Regions from separate parts of the Homo sapiens genome. Here region 2 is linked to region 1. Evidence: chromatin contacts called from ENCODE POLR2A ChIA-PET data. All regions are on one chromosome and are shown on one strand. Each heading gives the region's core, a stretch centred on a gene start or an enhancer-like site at or near the end of the contact. The rest is flanking DNA. Distances are from core to core; before and after follow the strand shown.

Region 1 (4,007 bases), core at 693-3,192:
GGCGCAGTGGCTCACGCCTGTAATCCCAACACTTTGGGAGGCCGAGGCGGGTGGATCACCTGAGATCAGGCATTCAAGACCAGCCTGGCCAACATGGTGAAACCCCGTCTCAACTAAAAAAAAAAAAAAAAATACAAAAAAATTAGCTGGGCATGGTGGCGGGTGCCTGTAATCTCAGTTAGTCGGGAAGCTGAAGCAGGAGAATTGCTTAAGCCCAGGAGGCGGAGGTTGCAGTGAGCCAAAATCATGCCATTGCACTCCAGCCTGGGTCACAGCAAGACTCTCATTGCACTCCAGCCTGGGTGACAGCAAGACTCTGTCTCAAAAAAAAAAAAAAAAAAAAAGAAAAAGAAAAAAGAAACTGGCTCTGGCCCTGAGCCAAATTCCTTTAACTGTCATAGAAACTCCCTCACTGCTGATATACCTGGGCAGAACACCCCTTTTCTCTCTCAACCATTGCTGCAGCACTCTGTAAGGAAGTTCCTCTAATAAATGCTTTGGATTGATCACCCTGGCGCTTAGAGCTTCTTTCTTTGAAATCCCAGCCGGCCCTATCTCGAGATAGTTTGGATCACTCCCTGATGGGGTCTCCCCTGCTGCCACTATGGGGGCGATTCCAGCCCTGGATCCACTGAGACAAAACAAAGAAATGTAACAACTACAAACTAGTTCTTAATGTAATGGCCTCTAGGTTTGAGAATGCCAAATTAATTAATTAATTAGCCAAATACTTTGTTTTCTTCTGTCCAAAAAGATTATTGTTTTTATAAGAAGCCAAGTCTACAGTAGTCCAAGTAAGGATATTCATTGCCTGTAGGGCAGCTGAAATAAGTTACTGGCCTTTAAATTAATGGTGTTTATAAAAGCAAGTAAAAAAGGCGGCCAGGCGCTGTGGCTCACATCTGTAATCCCAGCACTTTGGGAGGCCAAGGTGGGTGGATTGCCTGAGGTCAGGAGTTTGAGACCAGTCTGGCCAACCAGGTGAAACCTGGTTTGAGACCAGTCTGGCCAACCGTCTCTACTAATAATACAAAAAAATTAGCTGGGCGTGGTGGCATGCACCTGTAATCCCAGCTACTCAGGAGGCTGAGAGAGGGAAATTGCTTGAACCAGGGAAGTGGAGGTTGGAGTGAGCCGAGATCTCGCCACTGCACTCCAGCCTGGGCGACAGAGCGAGACTCTGTCTTAAAAAAAAAAAAGGCTACATTTGTCACACCATGCATCTGAGGGAAGCAAAAATTTAGAGAAACTCTTTTTGTGGCAGCAACCAATCTGTCCTTTTTCATGAAACACATAACTTTGCTTGAGAAGCCCTTCCATGTGCTTATAAGACATAGATTGTGACATGTGACAGCATGTCAGCATAATTGGGTGATTTTATGATAAAATCGCTGAAGGCCCCAGCAAGAAGTAAAATTTTAGAAGGTGCTGGACGCGGTGGCTCACGCCTGTAATCCCAGCAGTTTGGGAGGCCAAGGCGGGTGGATCACTAGGTCAGGAGTTCAAGACCAGCCTGGCCAAGATGGTGAAATCCCGTCTCTACTAAAAACACAAAAATTAGCCAGGCATGGTGGCAGGTGCCTGTAATCCCAGCTACTCAGGAGGCTGAGGCAGATAACTGCTTGAACCTGCGAAGCGGAGGTTGCAGTGAGCCTAGATTGCACCACTGCACTCCAGCCTGGGTTACAGAGCAAGACTGTCTCAAAAATAAAAAATTGTACAAGGTGAGATGTCATATTAAAATAATTACACAAACACTGCTGTGAAGACTAAGATGTCATGCTGTGGAGGTGGAACTGGAGAGTTTACGAAAAGTAGAACATGGAAAAAAATGCAGGACTACCAGCACAGGGCAGGAAGGAAGCTCAGCATGTGTCCTGGTCCCCGGCCAGTTCCCATTTTCACTCTTAACCATTTTAAGCAATTGGATCACCAGTTTTCAAGAGGCTGTTTGGACAGGAGTGCAATCCTTTCCCAATCAAGGCATTTCCTGCTTAACTCAGTTACGCAGATCATCATTAAAGTCTCGTGCTTTGGGCAGCACTTCCAGCTACAGTCAGGCAAGGACGTCAGCAAATCCTCTCCTTATTATAGTTCGAGCAATTAAAATGCTGAAAAAATTGGACGAAACATTTTTTTTGTTGTTTATAGAGATGGGGGGTCTTACTATGTTGCCCAGGTTGGTCTTGAATTCCTGCCCTCAAGCAATCCCCCCTCCAGCCTCAGCCTCCTAAGTACCTGCAACTATAAGCACGCACCACTACTCCCAGCTCAAAACAATTTTGGTGTTCTGGAAACAGACATAAAACCTTCCAGTCTGAGATATGTTGTCTGAAAAACTACTGAGCTTTGAGTAGGAATAGTGGGAGTCTGTAGTGTTCTTGCCTGGGGCTGTTCGTATCCCCCTCACTCCTCCAACTCAGTAATTGTGAAGGTTCTGCTGAGGCAAAACAGAACATGAGGACAAGCAAGCAGCTGTGGTTGAAAGAGGGTTTACTCCATTTGGAGGTGTGAGTGGCAGCCATACCCAAACCATCATCAATGGAAGTAACAATCCCAGTGCTGTGCAGGCAGGGAGGGCTTATGGCTCTACTGGCCTGAGGTTGCAGTCGTGGCTGCAAGCAGATTTTTGGCTGATCGGAGGCTGGGTACATGTGCAACAGAGATGAAGGGCTCAACAAAAAGTAAAACTTAAGATAGACTTGAAAGCAGCCTGAATATTAAAATTACTCACCTACCTACACAAAGATCCATCAGCAGAGGACAGAAGTCTGACTGGTTGAGGTGTCAGCACAAACTCTCCAGAAAGTGGCTGCCCCCTAAGCTGTGCAGACACAAGGCAACCCCCTAGAATTTTAAAATAAGCATAAGAAGCTGGGCATAGGGGTTCATGCCTGTAGTCCCAGCTACTCAGGAGGCTGAGACAGGAGGCTTGTTTGAGCCCAGGAGTTCAAGACTATAGTATACTATGATCCCACCTGTGAATAGCCAACTGCACTGCAGCCTGGACAACACAGGGAGACTGTCTTTTAAAAGATAAACACAAGAATGTTGAAAACAAAAACAAAAACAAAAAAACTGGAGATTATAAAAAGGAATCAAGTAGGCTGGGGCCAATGGCTCACGCCTGTAATCCCAGCACTCTGGGAGCCCGAGGCAGGCAGATCACCTGAGGCCAGAAGTTTGAGACCAGCCTGGCCAACATGGCAAAACCCAATCTGTACTAAAAATGCAAAAATTAGCTAGGTGTGGTGGTGCACACCTGTAATCCCAGCCACTTGGGAGGCTGAGCCAGGAGAATTGCTTGAACCTGGGAGGCGGAGGTTGCAGTAAGCTGAGATCATGCCACTGCACTCCATCCTGGGTGACAGAGTGAGACACTACCTCAAAAAAAAAAAAAAGGGAATCAAGTAGAAGTTTGTTGAAAACAGTATAATGATGCATAAGAAGTTAACTAGAGAGGCCAGGCACAATGGCTCACACCTGTAATCCCAGCACTTTGGGAGGCTGAGGTGGGCGGATCACTTGAGGACAGTAATTCAAGACCAGCCTGGTCAACCTGGTGAAACCCCATCTCTACTAATACTACAAAAATTAGCCAGGCATCACCATGTGCCTGTGCCTGTAATACTGGGAGGCTGAGGCACGAGAATCACTTGAACCCGGGAGGCAGAGGTTGCAGTGAGCCAACATCACGCCACTGCACTCCAGCCTGGGCAACACAGTGAAACTGTCTCAAAAAAAAACAAAACAAAACAAAAAAAAAGTTAACTAGAGAGAGTCAGAAGTAGATTTGAGACAGCAGAAGAAAGAGTAAGTGAACTTGAAGGTAGATTAATAGGAATTATTCAACCTGAAAAACAGAAAAGAGATTGAAGAAAACTGAACAGAACCTCAGAGACCTGTGAGAAAACAAGCACATGAGCGTATGAGTAATGGGAGTCCAAAGAGAGGGACAAAAAAAAATAATGGCAAAAAACTTCCAAATTTGATGAAAACCAATTATC
Region 2 (4,007 bases), core at 489-2,988, 210 kb after region 1:
CCCAGAGAAGCTTAAAGCCGCAGAACCAATTAGTGCCGGGATTCAAACGCAAGCCTGCCGGACCCTGTAGTGTGTGCTCTTATACATCATACCACTTCCCCAAAGCCACTGGCTTCATTAACTGCAATGTGTAAAGTTTCTCAGAGAGCCAGAAGGATACAGTTGTCTCTTCCTATTTCAAAATTCAGTCTTCCCTCTTGAACAGCCTGTACGTTTTTACTTCAGATCTCAGTTGATTTGTTAAGTCTGCTACATATGTTGTCTAGCCCTTGTTGCAAGCCTCCAGCAGGCGGGAGGTCATAGGGGAGAGACCAGACCCTGCAGAAGATTTGGGTAGATAAAGAGAAGGCCCTTATTGACTTGCTGCCACTTCCTATTTTTCTAAATTGTTCTCTTATGACCCATCACTGGGAGGAAGGAGTAGATCTCTCCCTCAAATCCTACGAGATTGAAAAATTAAAGCTATCATACAATCCTCTATGAAAGTAAGATCATAGTTATTTCAAGATATCTGCGATAATGCTATTCATGTTAGTTATTTGCTAGACTAACCTTCTTTTTTCTTTGCATGGACCAAGCAGAGAAAAGCTTCAACCCCACCCTCTTCGTTAGTACTGAATATGAAGTCTCTGGTTCTGAGCTTGGTGGTACTGCCGTTTTTCTATTTTAGGGTTAGATTTTCATTATCCTCCTCCACTCATTATCTTTCTTCTTTAAAGCTTTCCTGAAACCTCTGTGTGTACTTTATTTCTTTCTTTATTTTTTTGAGGCAGGATCTCACTCTGTTGCCCAGACTGGAGTGCAGTGGCATTATCTCGGCTCACTGTAACCTCCACTTCCCGGGTTCAAGTGATTCTCCTGCCTCAGCCTCCTGAGTAGCTGAGATTACAGGCACACACCACCATGCCTAGCTAATTTTTATATTTTTAGTAGAGATTAGGTTTCACCATTTTGGTCAGGCTGGTCTCGAACTCCTGACCTCAAGTGATCTATCCACCTCAGCCTCTCAAAGTGCTGGGATTACAGGTGTGAGCCACTGTGCCCAGCCTTTGTGTGTACTTTAAATAGACCAGCTGAAGGAAATACAAAGCAGAATGAAATTGTTCCTTTTCTCTATCGGCATTTTTCTCCATGCAAAGATGAAAATAAGTATATTAACATTTACTATCGGCATTTTTCTCCATGCAAAGATGAAAGTAAGTATATTAACATTTACTAACTTTCCCATCACAAACCACAAACCTTCAGCACTTTTTACCCCATTGGAAAGTAAGTTGGGATGCAAATAACCTCCACTGCAAGTACAACTTGACATTCAAGCCTGAGGTGGCCACATCTTCTCCAACCTATTAAATAAAACCTTAGGTTTTTCCTAAAGAAAAGTGAGTCACTCAAGAGCTTCCTCAGCCTGTTTGAAGCCAGCCGTGCCCCTGGCTGAAAGGGCTGGAAGTTGCAGGGGCACATTGCTGCTGGCTGAAACCTGGGCAGAACTTGAGGGCTATGATTCATTTGTTTGTTTTGTTTAGAGACAAGGTCTCTGTCTGTCGCCCAGGCTGGAGAAGGGTGCAGCGGCCCAGTCACAGCTCACTGCAGCCTCAAACTTCTGGGCTCAAGTGATCCTCCCACCTCAGCATCCCCAGCTGGGATTACAGGCATGAGCCACCCTGTGCTCTTATACATCATACCACTAACAGCTACTTTTTCAGTTTATTATAAAGACGGTGTCTTGCTCTGTTGCCCAGGCTGTCATTTGTCGAAGGATCACAGAAGTTGGAGTTCTGGGCTTTTTGGCTCTGACTCACCTAGGTAGAGCCACAGCCTCAGGATCACAGTTCTGTCTGAACACTTATGGAGGGAGCAGTGATCAGCTCAGCAGGATTGTCAATTAGCCTTGTAAGCTAAACTCCAGTGCTGTGTCCACCAAGAGCTCAACAAGCTTCGTGCTACAGATCACCACCAGGTGGCACACGTTTAATGATCATGCCCATCCAGGGTGGCGGGAACCTGCTACTGCCAAGCTCAGGAGTTATTTTGGCCTCATTCTGGGCTGACAAAAGCTACATTATTAACCTCAAACTATAACTGGATTTTTCTTTCTTGCTTTTAGTGTATTTCCCTCATTGATTAAGTACTATATTGTTAGGAGATAAAAACTTTGAAGGCTTTAGAAATAATAAACTACTAATGTTGCCAAAATTTCATCCCAGTAAGGAATAGGAAAAAAAAAAAGCTGAGCTCTGAATACTTCGTCTTCATGAAAAAGTTGCTTCTGGGCGTCAGGTCTGGCGCCAGGCAAAAGAGTGAAACAGGTTAAGTGTGGCTTGTACTTGCCATCTTTCTCCCTTTGCTGTCTGTCTTCTGATTTCACACTCCTCCCTAATTTCAAATAATACCCTTGTTAAATTTTTTTAAAAGGTTTAAAGCCCGTTTTCAATGTTTCGTATAGAATCCACTGTAGGTCATTGTTTTTCATGTAACTTATGTGCTTCCACAATGCTTGATGGAGGCCTTAGCCTTCTCCAACCCCACCCTGAAATCTCAAACAGTCATCCCGGTGGGCAGTCCAGGAGGAGATTGGTACCAGCTCTCCCATTCTCCAAGTACATTGACCACAGTGTAGCAGAATGCAGCTCTCTGGAAAGAAAGGGAGAAGGAAGGAAGAAAGGGAAGGAGAGAGGGAGGGAAGGAGGGAGAGAGGAAGGGAGGAAGAAAGGGAGGGAGGGAGGAAGGGGAATGAAGGAAAGAAAAAGGAAATCGATAATCCAAGACATTTTATATACATATATGGACAATTCTTCACAAAGTCAGATCTTCCCATGGTGCCCTAATATCTTCCAGGGTCACACCAGGACTATTACACAAAGTCATTTACAACCACTGGGTAGGAAGAAATCTTTTGCACCTAGATCTTTGGCTGGTGCAGCATTTTACACTTTCAGTACAATCAGTTGTGTTTTTCTCCATCAGGTTTATGGTCTTCTCCCAGTCAGTATACCCCGTAGCTACCCCTCCAAATTCCCCTCTGATCTGGACAGGGATTTCTTTGATCTCCTAAACCCACTGTTCCATTGTAAGCGCTCAGGTCAGGAGGCCTCTCCTCTTTTGTACCTGTAGGGGATCCAGGCACAGGAGGTGGAGGGAGTGGAAGATGGGAGTGGAAGTCTTCCTCATATCCTTTCATAGGGGGCTAGGTACCCTATTCTCGTGTTTGTGTGTCTCCTCTGAGCTACAGTCACAGAGGTCACTTTGCTTTGCTTGGAAATGAGTTGAAAAAAACCTCCTCTCGATCTGGCATCCTTCCTATTGTTCCAACAAAGGTTTGCTTGTTGGGAAAGCACCCCAGTTGTCCACGAGTTTACTCTCATTTGACCCTGGGGAAATATTCAAGTAAGTTCAGATCAACCAGACCATCTCTTTTCTGTTTGTTAAACTTGCGGTGCTGAAAGCATAAAGGAACCTACCTTAAGTCACCAAGTTAGAGCTCCAATCCTTGCTGTAACCCAAAAAAACTCTGCTTCTTTTTATTTTTTTCTTCCTCTTTTCTATAGGCCTCTAATCACATCACTCTTACCCAGCTAGTCCCCCTTCCTCTTCCTCCCATGATTCTCTATCTCTCCTCTCCACCCCACCCTTCTCTGACGTCTCCCTTCTTCCCTTCCTTACTTCTGAAAAAGGGAAAAAAAAGAAAAAAGGAGGTACATTGCAAGATGGAGAAGAGAGGGATGGAAGGGTAGAAAAAGTGCTTTGTAAAATTCCAGGGAGTAGCAAGCCAGGCCTGGTCAGTAGCTGTGTTAGGCCGTTCTCACATTGCTATAAAGAATAGCTGAGACTGGGTAATTTGTAAAGTAAAGAGGTTTAATTGGATCACGGTTCTGCAGGCTGTACAGGAAGCACGATGCTGGCATCTGCTCAGCCTCTGAGGAGGCCTCAGGAAACTTACAATTATGGTGGAAGGCGAAGGGGAAGCAGGCATGTCACAGGGCGCAGCAGGAGCAAGACAGAGAGAC

What was found. ChIA-PET counts read pairs that join two places held with the same protein, here RNA polymerase II (POLR2A).
Region 2: POLR2A ChIA-PET joins it to region 1 with 12 read pairs in Panc1. The contact joins two enhancer-like sites. POLR2A ChIA-PET finds 5 or more read pairs at or near these places in 5 of 52 experiments (A673, GM12878, H1 and 2 more).

Annotation. Positions count from the first base shown.
Region 1 is chr2:38,735,554-38,739,560 of GRCh38, forward strand. No RefSeq gene overlaps it. Among named protein-coding and RNA genes, the nearest start is that of SRSF7, 14 kb to the right of the region's middle. Within about 2 kb of position 1,943, at least 13 of the 41 ENCODE cell types and tissues checked have a DNase peak (open chromatin) inside an H3K27ac peak, as active enhancers do.
Region 2 is chr2:38,945,878-38,949,884 of GRCh38, forward strand. The region is part of intron 10 of ARHGEF33 (Rho guanine nucleotide exchange factor 33); the gene reads left to right. All of the region lies in intron 2 of LOC105374471 (a long non-coding RNA gene), which reads right to left. Among named protein-coding and RNA genes, the nearest start is that of ARHGEF33, 58 kb to the left of the region's middle. RefSeq lists enhancers at 1,160-1,660, 1,661-2,161 and silencers at 1,351-1,645, 1,468-1,654, 1,921-2,040. Within about 2 kb of position 1,739, at least 4 of the 41 ENCODE cell types and tissues checked have a DNase peak (open chromatin) inside an H3K27ac peak, as active enhancers do.